3 separate regions of the Homo sapiens genome follow, and all the other regions are linked to region 3. A link is a contact called in ENCODE Hi-C or POLR2A ChIA-PET data. All regions are on one chromosome and are shown on one strand. Each heading gives the region's core, a stretch centred on a gene start or an enhancer-like site at or near the end of the contact. The rest is flanking DNA. Distances are from core to core; before and after follow the strand shown.

Region 1 (3,139 bases), core at 454-2,953, 110 kb after region 3:
AGATGAGATGATTTGTGAGCTGGAACCTGTAAGTAAGAAAGCAACAGGTTTCCCCCTCTCTTCCTTTCTCCGCCATCGTGGTATGTGCTTGACTCTGCTTCTTGCCATGTCTTCTCACAAGACGTTTAGGATTAAGCAATTCCTGGCCAAGAAACAAAAGCAAAATCGTCCCATTCCCCAGTGGATTCAGATAAAAATTGGTAATAAAATCAGGTACAACTCCAAAAGGAGACATTGGAGAAGAACCAAGCTGGGTCTATAAGGAATTGCACATGAGATGGCACACGTATTTATGATGTCTGAAGGTCACAATCACATTATCATATCAACCTGAAAATGTCACCACTATCTGGAGAGTTGGACATGTTTTATTGGGGACATATTTTTTCTCTCTGAATCTGTTATGAACGCTTTGGTTGGCTGAGTTCAGTAATAAATATGTGAGACCTTTCATTTCAAAAAAAAAAAAGAAAGCAAGCAAGCAACAGGTTGAGAGAAAGGGAGATGGATGGGAGAAAGATAAACCAGGTAGAGGAAATAGCACGCGCAAAGGCACATTGTCTTCACTGTCTAATCTCTCCAATCCTTAACGAACGAAAGAGGCCTTGAGTGGGTCTGGTACAGAAGACTCTCCATTTTACTTCTTCATGTCCTTTTACCCATTCCTGTCTAACATTCATCACAATCCTCATTCGCCTTTCATATGCCACTCCTCTATTTCCACTGCCAATCTAATTTAAGCTCCTATTAGCTCTCACCTGGACCATTGCAATAGCTTTCCCTCCTTTCGCTCTCTGCCCCCCACCAATCTAAACACAGTTGAGGCCGGGCACGGTGGCTCACGCCTGTAATCCCAGCACTGTGGGAGGCCGAGGCGGTAGGATCACCTGAGGTCAGGAGTTCAAGACCAGCCTGGCCAACACGTTGAAACCCCGTCTCTACAAAAGTACAAAAATTAGCCCGGCATGATGATGGGTGTCTGTAATACAGCTACTCGGGAGGCTGAGGCACGAGAACCGCTTGAACCTGGGAGGCGGAGGTTGCAGTGAGCCGAGATCGCGCCACTACACTGCAGCCTGGGCGACAGAGCGAAACTCCATCTCAGGAAAATAAATAAATAAATAAATAAATAAATAAATAAATAAATAAAATCAGCCGGGCGTGGTGACGCCTGCCTGTAATCCAAGCTGCTCAGAAGGCCGAAGCAGGAGAATAGCCTGAGCCTGGGAGGCGGAAGTGGCAGTGAGCCGAGATCGCGCCACTGCACTCCAGCCTGGGCGACTTGAGTGAGACCCTGTCACAAAAAAAAAAAAAAAAAAAACCCAAAACCATTTCTTCCCGCAATCCCAGGGCACACACACTATAATCCTGCCTCAAATGCTCATTCCCAGTTATGAAACAGGGTACAGGCAAAACCACTCTGCCTAACAGTCACCCCGACGGCCGACGGCGAGGAATTGTGGAGGGGGCGGGGGAGAATTGCTCAGAACTTGGAAAGCGACTGGTCTCTCAGGATAGAGACCGCGACGCAAAGAAGTGACGGAAAAGATGCGTCCGCCATCCCTTTTGCTCCACCCCTGACGTTGGCCTCGGCCTTCGATTGGCTGCTCCTCCCACCAGCCCCGCCTCAGGGGCGCCCACGTGACCCGATGGCCGCCGTGGGATTGGTTGTTCGGCGAGAGCCGCGCTAGGCTGTAAGACCTGAGCCGGGCGGAGAAGCAAAGGAGAGGGAAGCTGGAAGCACCTTTGGCCCGGGACAGAAATCTGGAGAGCTTGGCTACCTCCATCCTCCTCAGGCCGGAGCAGGCTTCCTGAGAGAGTCCAGGTCGTAGGAGTTTTACGACTTAGAAAAGCGGGCTGCAGATTCCTTCCTGGGTGTTTGGTTCAAGCCTTGGCTCCAGCCTCACTCTCAGTCTTCCCGGGAGTTCGTGGGATTTGGACCTTAGATTATTAGTATTATTTTGAGGGCCTCCTGTGTGTAAGCACTGGTTGTGCGCAGATGGCTGTGCAGAGGGCCATGAGGTAGAGGCTGGGGAAATGAGGGCTTGGAGGTGCTTGAGGTATGGTCTTTACCTACGTGAAATGTTGGAGGTAAGTCGGATTTATAACTTGTGTTGATGCTTTTATAATCTAGGAGCTTAGGGTTTAGTAGGAAGAGTCGCTCATTCAATGAATTAAACGCTCATTCCTATGTACTAGGCACCATTCCGAGTGCAGTGGCTACAAAGACTAGTAGAACATAGTCCTGGTTCTTTAGGAACTCTGTGATTGGGCAAGTGGGAGAGAGGGCGGAAAACGTGAACTGGTGAGTAGTTGGCGTGTGATGCGTGCCGTAGTGGAAGAAAGTGCTGTGAGAGTTAGAAGAGGGGGATGATTGAAGGAATTAAGGACATTTAACAGAAAGTGATATTTGAGTAAAGTTTATTTTTGTTTTGTTTTTTTTTTTTTTTTGAGACGGGAGTCTCGCTCTGCCTCCCAGGTTGGAGTCCAGTGGCGCTATCTCGGCTCACTGCAACCGCCGCCTCCCGGGTTCAAGCAGTTCTCAGCCTCAGCCTCCCAAGTAGCTGGGATTACAGGCGCACACCACCACGCCCGGCTAATTTTTGCGTTTTTAGTAGAGATGGGGTTTCACCATGTTGGCCAGGCTGGTCTTGAACTCCTGACCTCGTGATCCACCCGCCTCGGCCTCCCAAAGTGCTGGGATTACAGGCCAAAGCCACCGCTCCCGGCCTTGAGTAAAGTTTAAAAAGTATACTTAGGGTGGGTATTTATCCCTCCATGAAAGCGCCTTTTACTCAGCCAGCACAGAGCCATCCCTTTGCCCTTCCAGATGCCTGACTGGGACCTTGCTTATGGATGTGTGAGCTTTTAATCTCTGGCTGTAATCTTACCCACTTCAACCTAAACTTGGAATGATTACTCTTGACCCTTTTTTTGAGTGATAAGGCAAATCTCCCCACACCTGGGCATTTTAAAGTTATATACTGTATGTTTAAATATCCCCCTTAAAAAGCCTGAGCTATATAACAATCTAGATGTGTCTATCTTACTCTTTTCCCACAAACTAAGAATCCAAATAATGTTAAAAATCTTTAAAAAAAAAAAAAAAAGTATACTCAGGTTTTCTCCCCATCGAAAG
Region 2 (2,725 bases), core at 145-2,644, 130 kb after region 3:
TGAATATCCAAGCTTTTTTTTTTTTTTTTTCTTTTGAGATGAGTCTGGCTTTGTTACTCAGGCTGGAGTGCAGTGGCGAGATCTGGGCTCATTGCAACCTCTACCTCCTGGGATCAAGCCATTCTCCTGCCTCAGCCGCCTGAGTAGCCGGGATTATAGGCGTGTGCCACCACCCCCAGCTAATTTTTGTTTTTTCAGTAGAGACAGGGTTTCACCACATTGGCCAGGCTGGTCTCAAACTCCCGACATCAGGTGATCCACCCACCTCAGCCTCCTAAAGGGCTGGGATTGCAGGTGTAAGCCACCACGCCTGGCCTATCCTAGCCTTTTTTTTCTATACATATATAGTCATACTGTATACTGTATTGTTTGGTGTCCTTTTTTTGCTTAACACTTTATGAATTTTCTGTCATAAAATATTCTATAACATTATGCAGCTATCTGATTTACCATAACTGTTTGCATTCTCTCACCTTATACCTGGCTTTCTAATTTCCCCTATTCCCCTATTTTAATAACAGAGGAAATAATAATACATGAGTATGTTATACAAAATTTTAATGTACTTCTGATCACTTTTTTAAGAATGAAGTTTTAAAATACTGAAACACTTTTTGACTCACAGAGTTCATAGGCAAAATGTGAGAAAAATCATCACTTTGCTCTCCATCCTTCCTTACACCCTGAAATTAACCTTAGGGACAGCTAGTTCATTTAACATCATCAATCTTGTTCTCCAGTTCCAGGTCCTGGAATCTAGCTCTTAGTGTCCGAAAGAAACTTACTTTTGTGTAAGCACACCTATTATATACTAGGCACTTTACCTAATTTATCTGGTTTAAACTTCACATGCCCGAGAGAGATACTATCATTGTCTTCATTTCACAGATAAGAAGGTTGATGAGACATTAACTGTCTCAGTCACATTCAGGGTAGGGATTCAAACTCACATCCAATGCCTCCTCAACCTCTTTTACGTGCAGCACTATCCTCTAGCCCCACTGCCCGTATATAGGCCTGGGCTATATCACCATTGTCCGCCCTTGAGCCTGGAAGGAAAATGAGCTGAGGGGTTTTGTTTTTTCAGAAAGGAACAGGATATTTCATCATCTCTATGTTTACGTTTTTCAGAGAATTTCTGTGCGAGGAAACAAATCCATTGTCAGCTTTTTAAAATATATCCCTTTGGAGTAGCCACTTAACATCCTCTGAGGCCCAGATGGGCTAGCTTGCCGGGACCAAAGGAAATCTTTGGGTCTGGAAGGCGACAAGAGATCACAGGCTTTCTAGGTCTACCGCGCACCCCGATGACGTCACGCGGCGACGTTCTCTGACGTCAGAGTTTCCTGCCCACCATCTTTGTCCCTGGCAAAGTGGGTTTTGCGCAGTGGCTTAGACCTAGAAAAGAATCGTGACGGGCAGGAAACCATTACACCACCACCTGGGCTGTGCTCTCCGGCTCCCGCCGCCACCCCCGCCCTCGCCTTCGCCTCCGCCTCCGGTGAGTTCAGGGCGGTTGCCTTTAGGGTGTGTCCCTAATTGACGGGGTCGGGGACGGAGAGAAGGGTAACACCAGGCTGGGTCGGAGACCGGCGGAGGCGAGGAAATCCTAAGAGCGTGACCGTTGATGATGCAGGGAACCGTCGGGTGTGACCATTGAGAGGGAAAAGGTTGGAGAAAGGGTCTCTACCATGATGCCTGTGGTGCGGTGAGGGAATCCTCGGGTGTGGCAGCAGGTAGTTGGGGGCAGGAGGGGAAGATGTGTTTCGGAATTGAGGGTTTAGGGGGACCAGAGGCCAGGGGTGTGGCTGATAGAGCCTGGAGGCCGTGGGGGGAACCGTCTTTCTTCCCCGCTCGGCGTCGTTCACTGAGAGGCTGAGACGTGTCCAGCAAGCCAAAGGGAAAAGGGATTCCCTCAAAGGTTTGCTCATTGATGGGCGAACGTCGTCTCTCGGGTAACTTGAGGGTAAGAGACAACCTCTTCCCTGCTCCGTAATGGAGGAGCATATCGCTAGAATCTTGACCACCTGGGGAAAGAAGAGGCATTCCTTACTCTTGGAGGAAGGAAAGAGTAACCTCCAGAATTGACCCGATGTAAGAGAGGGGGAAGCAAATGGGGGCAAATCTTAACCCAGCATCTTTTTTTTTTTTTTCTTTTTCTGGGCTCTGCAGTAATGGTCTGGTTTGGGAAAGGCTGTAGATTAAGCTGAAAGTAAAGAAACTGGAACGTCCTGTTATTTCCTTATCATTTGAATCCAAATCATTTGTTCATGCTGCTTGTTTTCAAGAGTAGTCTTCTATTGGAGGGGTGGGGTGGGGGGGGACAGGCCTTTATTGAACTCACGCGGATGCTTCATTAAACTTTTGACTTTTATTTTATTTTATTTTTGTATTTTTAGTGACAGGGTCTTACTGTGTAGCCCAGTCTGGTCTCGAACTCCTGGGCCCAAGCGATCCTCCCGCTTCGGCCTCCTAAAGTTTTGTGATTACAGGCGTGAGCCAGCGCGCCCAGCCAAACTTGACTTTTGAGAAGAAAAAATGTTTTGAAAACTGCCAAAGACTTATCATAACCATTGTGGTTTAAAAGAAAGTAAATGCATTAAGCTTAGAAAGGCAGAATGACTAAGAAAGAAGGTGGTCTCAATGAGAATCAATTTAAATGATTAGTTACCTTCCTTGTATACTTCAATTGCTTAGCCTCAGGGTACACTTACAAAGTAGTAAT
Region 3 (2,773 bases), core at 245-2,744:
AAGTTTACAGAACCCCTATGTTTTCATCATTTGTTTCTAACAACAAAGATTACAACGACAGAATTGAATGATCAGAATGTAAAAATATTTGTGCAAAACTGCATTAATTGTTCTTACTATCTAATAGGGGTAAAACTTAAGAACACACAATGACAATAATGAAGAAAAACTACATTAAAAGTAATTCTACTTTAGATTTCAAACATGAATTATATTATTACTAAACATTAAAAAAAAAAGTGGCACCATGAGAGCAGCAGGAGCAACAAATTATGCCAGCTAAGGAAAGCTGACACTGGAATATGCCAAAGTTAATCTCCACAATAGGTATCCATCTGAAAAGACTGGAAACAACCGTAGGGCCTAAAACTCACTTCAATTTATTTATTCTTGAATTTGTAGGTCTTAATTGAAGTATTTAAGAAAGTCTTTTCCCCTCCCTCTCAAGGAGTGTTTCTTGCTTTACTGTCAATCATTCGAAGAGTTGAATCATAGACTCTGGATTTACCAACACCAATCCATTTAACTGGAATTTGAAGCTCATCTTCAATAAATCGAACATAGTTTTGTGCATTAACAGGTAGTTCTTTAAATGCCCTTGCATTTGATATGTCTGTGTTCCATTCTCATGGAGTCTTATATTGAACTTCAACTTTAAGACTTCTTGATTTGCTGGAATATGAGGTATGATTTGACCATCTAACTTGTAAGCAACTCCAACTTTGATTTCCATAAACATGTCCAAAATATTCAACTTGGTAACTTCCAGCGCAGTAAATCCATTGATAATATGAGCATATTTGAGCAAAACGAGGTCCAACCAGCCACATCTTCTTTTCCTTCCAATAGTTACACCAAACTCTCTACCCTTTGTTTGTAATAATTCTCCAATTTCCTTGAGATTTTGTAATTCACCTTCAATGTCTATTTCCAAAGTGGGATGTATAGATTTGTATTGTTTAGCTGGAACTTTAAACATCTCAGAGAAGCCAACAAGGTCAGAAACAAGATCGCACATCCTAAGTCCACTCCGAGCAGCTTTGGAAGAATAAACTGGGCCAATGCCCTTTTTTGTTGTACCCAAATTTTTTCCTGCTTGTTCTTGTCTCTGTTGTTCCTGGACACCATCAGCGGCTTGATGAAAATCAAATACAATATGAGCTCTGTCAGATAAAATAAGCCTTTTTCCCAGCCTTCTAGTCCTTTTCCTTTTTGAACATTTTTCTCTGCTTCTTCAAACAATCCAGGTAGATGAATTACCACACCATTTCCATTGAATGCAGTAACATTTGGAATAATTATTCCACTGGGTAAGAGATGAAAATCATACTCCACAGAATGCACAACAACTGTATGGCCAGCATTATTTCCTCCCTGGCAGCGGCACATGGGGTCCTGCGCCAGTAGATCCGCCACCTCCCCTTTGCCTTCGTCGCCCCACTGCACACCGAGCACCACCGTCACCCAGTTTCCTCTGGGCCGCGCCCTGGGGCGGCCGCAATCGCCGCTGGGCAGGGAGGATGCCTCCAGGTAGTTCTTGGCGAACGCCGCAGCTCCGGTGACGCGAGGAGAGCCGGAAGGAGACGCGGCCGGCGAGAGGTGAGCGAACTGTATTGCTCTGCGGCCTCCAGCCACCTGCGGAGGAAGAGGGAGCCAGAGGCCGGCCCCGCCCCCGCCCCCGCCCCGCTGGGCTGCCACACTCCAGCCAATCCCTGCCCCGCTCTCCGCCACAACCCGCTCAAGTAGGGGGACTCTGACTGCCCCGCGCAGGTGGCCTGCCTTGGCAGCACCGCCCGCGGGAAGTGGCGGCCTGGCGCGCTACTCGGAGAAGGCCATAATTTAGCCTACCACACTAATATGTGCACTTAAATTTTACTCATCACTGAATCTCCTCACTCTCATTATCTATGTCTCACGAATTTTGATATGTTTTCATTTTCACTCGACTGCATTTTTAAAATTTACCCTGAGACAACCTCTTTGTCCTATGGATTACTTAGAAGTACGTTTTAACTTTCTAAGTGTTTGGAAATTTTCCTGTTACCTTTCTGCCATTGATTTGTAGTTTGGTTCCATTTTGGTCATAGAACACACTCTGAGTATAATTTCAATTCTTTAACATTTGTTTAGGTTTGTTTTATGGCTCAGGTTCTGGTCTATCTTGGTATATGTTCCATAGGCATTTGAGAAGAATATATGTTTTGCTGTTGTTGAGTAACATGTTGACTGGTGGTGTTAAGTTCTTCTATACCCTTGCAGATTTTCTTTAAGACGGGGTCTCGCTCTGTCACTGAGGCTGGAGTGCAGTGGCATGATCATAGTTCACTGCAACCTCATTTCCTGGACTCAAGCAAGCCTCCCACTTCAGCCTCTCAAGTAGCTAGAACTACAGGCATGCACCAACATGCCCCCCCAGAAATTTTTTTTAAGAATGGGGTCTTGCTGTGTTGTGCAGGCTGCTCTCAAATCTGCCTTATAGATTTTTTGGTCTACTTGTACTACGAGGTACAAGGGTGATGACGTCCCTAACTACAATTGTGAAGTCTACTTCTCCTTTCAGTGCTATCACTTTTTGTGTCACATATTTTGCAGCTCTGTTGTTTGATATACATACATGTAGATGGCCATATCTTCCTGGTTAACTGATCTTTTCATCATTAATATAATATCCCTATGCGTCTCTGGTAATTTTCTTTACTTTATCTGATATTTGTATAGCCGCACCTGCTCTCTTTTGTTTGCATAATATGTCTTTTTTTTTTTTTTTTTTTTT

The links. A loop is a pair of places that touch in the nucleus more often than their neighbours do. ChIA-PET counts read pairs that join two places held with the same protein, here RNA polymerase II (POLR2A). Pooled maps may share reads with other maps.
Region 1: a loop to region 3 is called in a map with no recorded cell type, with 5 times the contacts of the local background. The contact joins the promoter of SNHG30 here to the enhancer-like site in region 3. A Hi-C loop is called at or near these places in 1 of 168 maps with a recorded cell type or tissue (IMR-90), 1 of 37 single-sample maps with no recorded cell type and 2 of 50 pooled maps. POLR2A ChIA-PET finds 5 or more read pairs at or near these places in 3 of 52 experiments (activated naive CD4-positive, alpha-beta T cell and activated naive CD8-positive, alpha-beta T cell).
Region 2: a loop to region 3 is called in a pooled map, with 3 times the contacts of the local background. The contact joins the promoter of AP2B1 here to the enhancer-like site in region 3. A Hi-C loop is called at or near these places in 2 of 50 pooled maps. POLR2A ChIA-PET finds 5 or more read pairs at or near these places in 2 of 52 experiments (CD4-positive, alpha-beta memory T cell and MCF 10A).

Annotation. Positions count from the first base shown.
Region 1 is chr17:35,566,411-35,569,549 of GRCh38, forward strand. SNHG30 (small nucleolar RNA host gene 30) reads left to right here and starts at 1,704. Exons shown (of 2, transcript NR_135479.1): 1 at 1,704-2,091. It also overlaps the pseudogene RPL39P32. RefSeq lists enhancers at 1,058-1,740, 1,441-1,570.
Region 2 is chr17:35,585,928-35,588,652 of GRCh38, forward strand. AP2B1 (adaptor related protein complex 2 subunit beta 1) reads left to right here and starts at 1,395. Exons shown (of 22, transcript NM_001030006.2): 1 at 1,395-1,501. RefSeq lists enhancers at 1,202-1,371, 1,341-2,540, 1,802-1,911 and a silencer at 1,452-1,571.
Region 3 is chr17:35,459,002-35,461,774 of GRCh38, forward strand. It overlaps the pseudogene LOC100420061. Among named protein-coding and RNA genes, the nearest start is that of SLFN13, 12 kb to the left of the region's middle. RefSeq lists a silencer at 1,529-1,758. Within about 2 kb of position 1,495, at least 7 of the 41 ENCODE cell types and tissues checked have a DNase peak (open chromatin) inside an H3K27ac peak, as active enhancers do.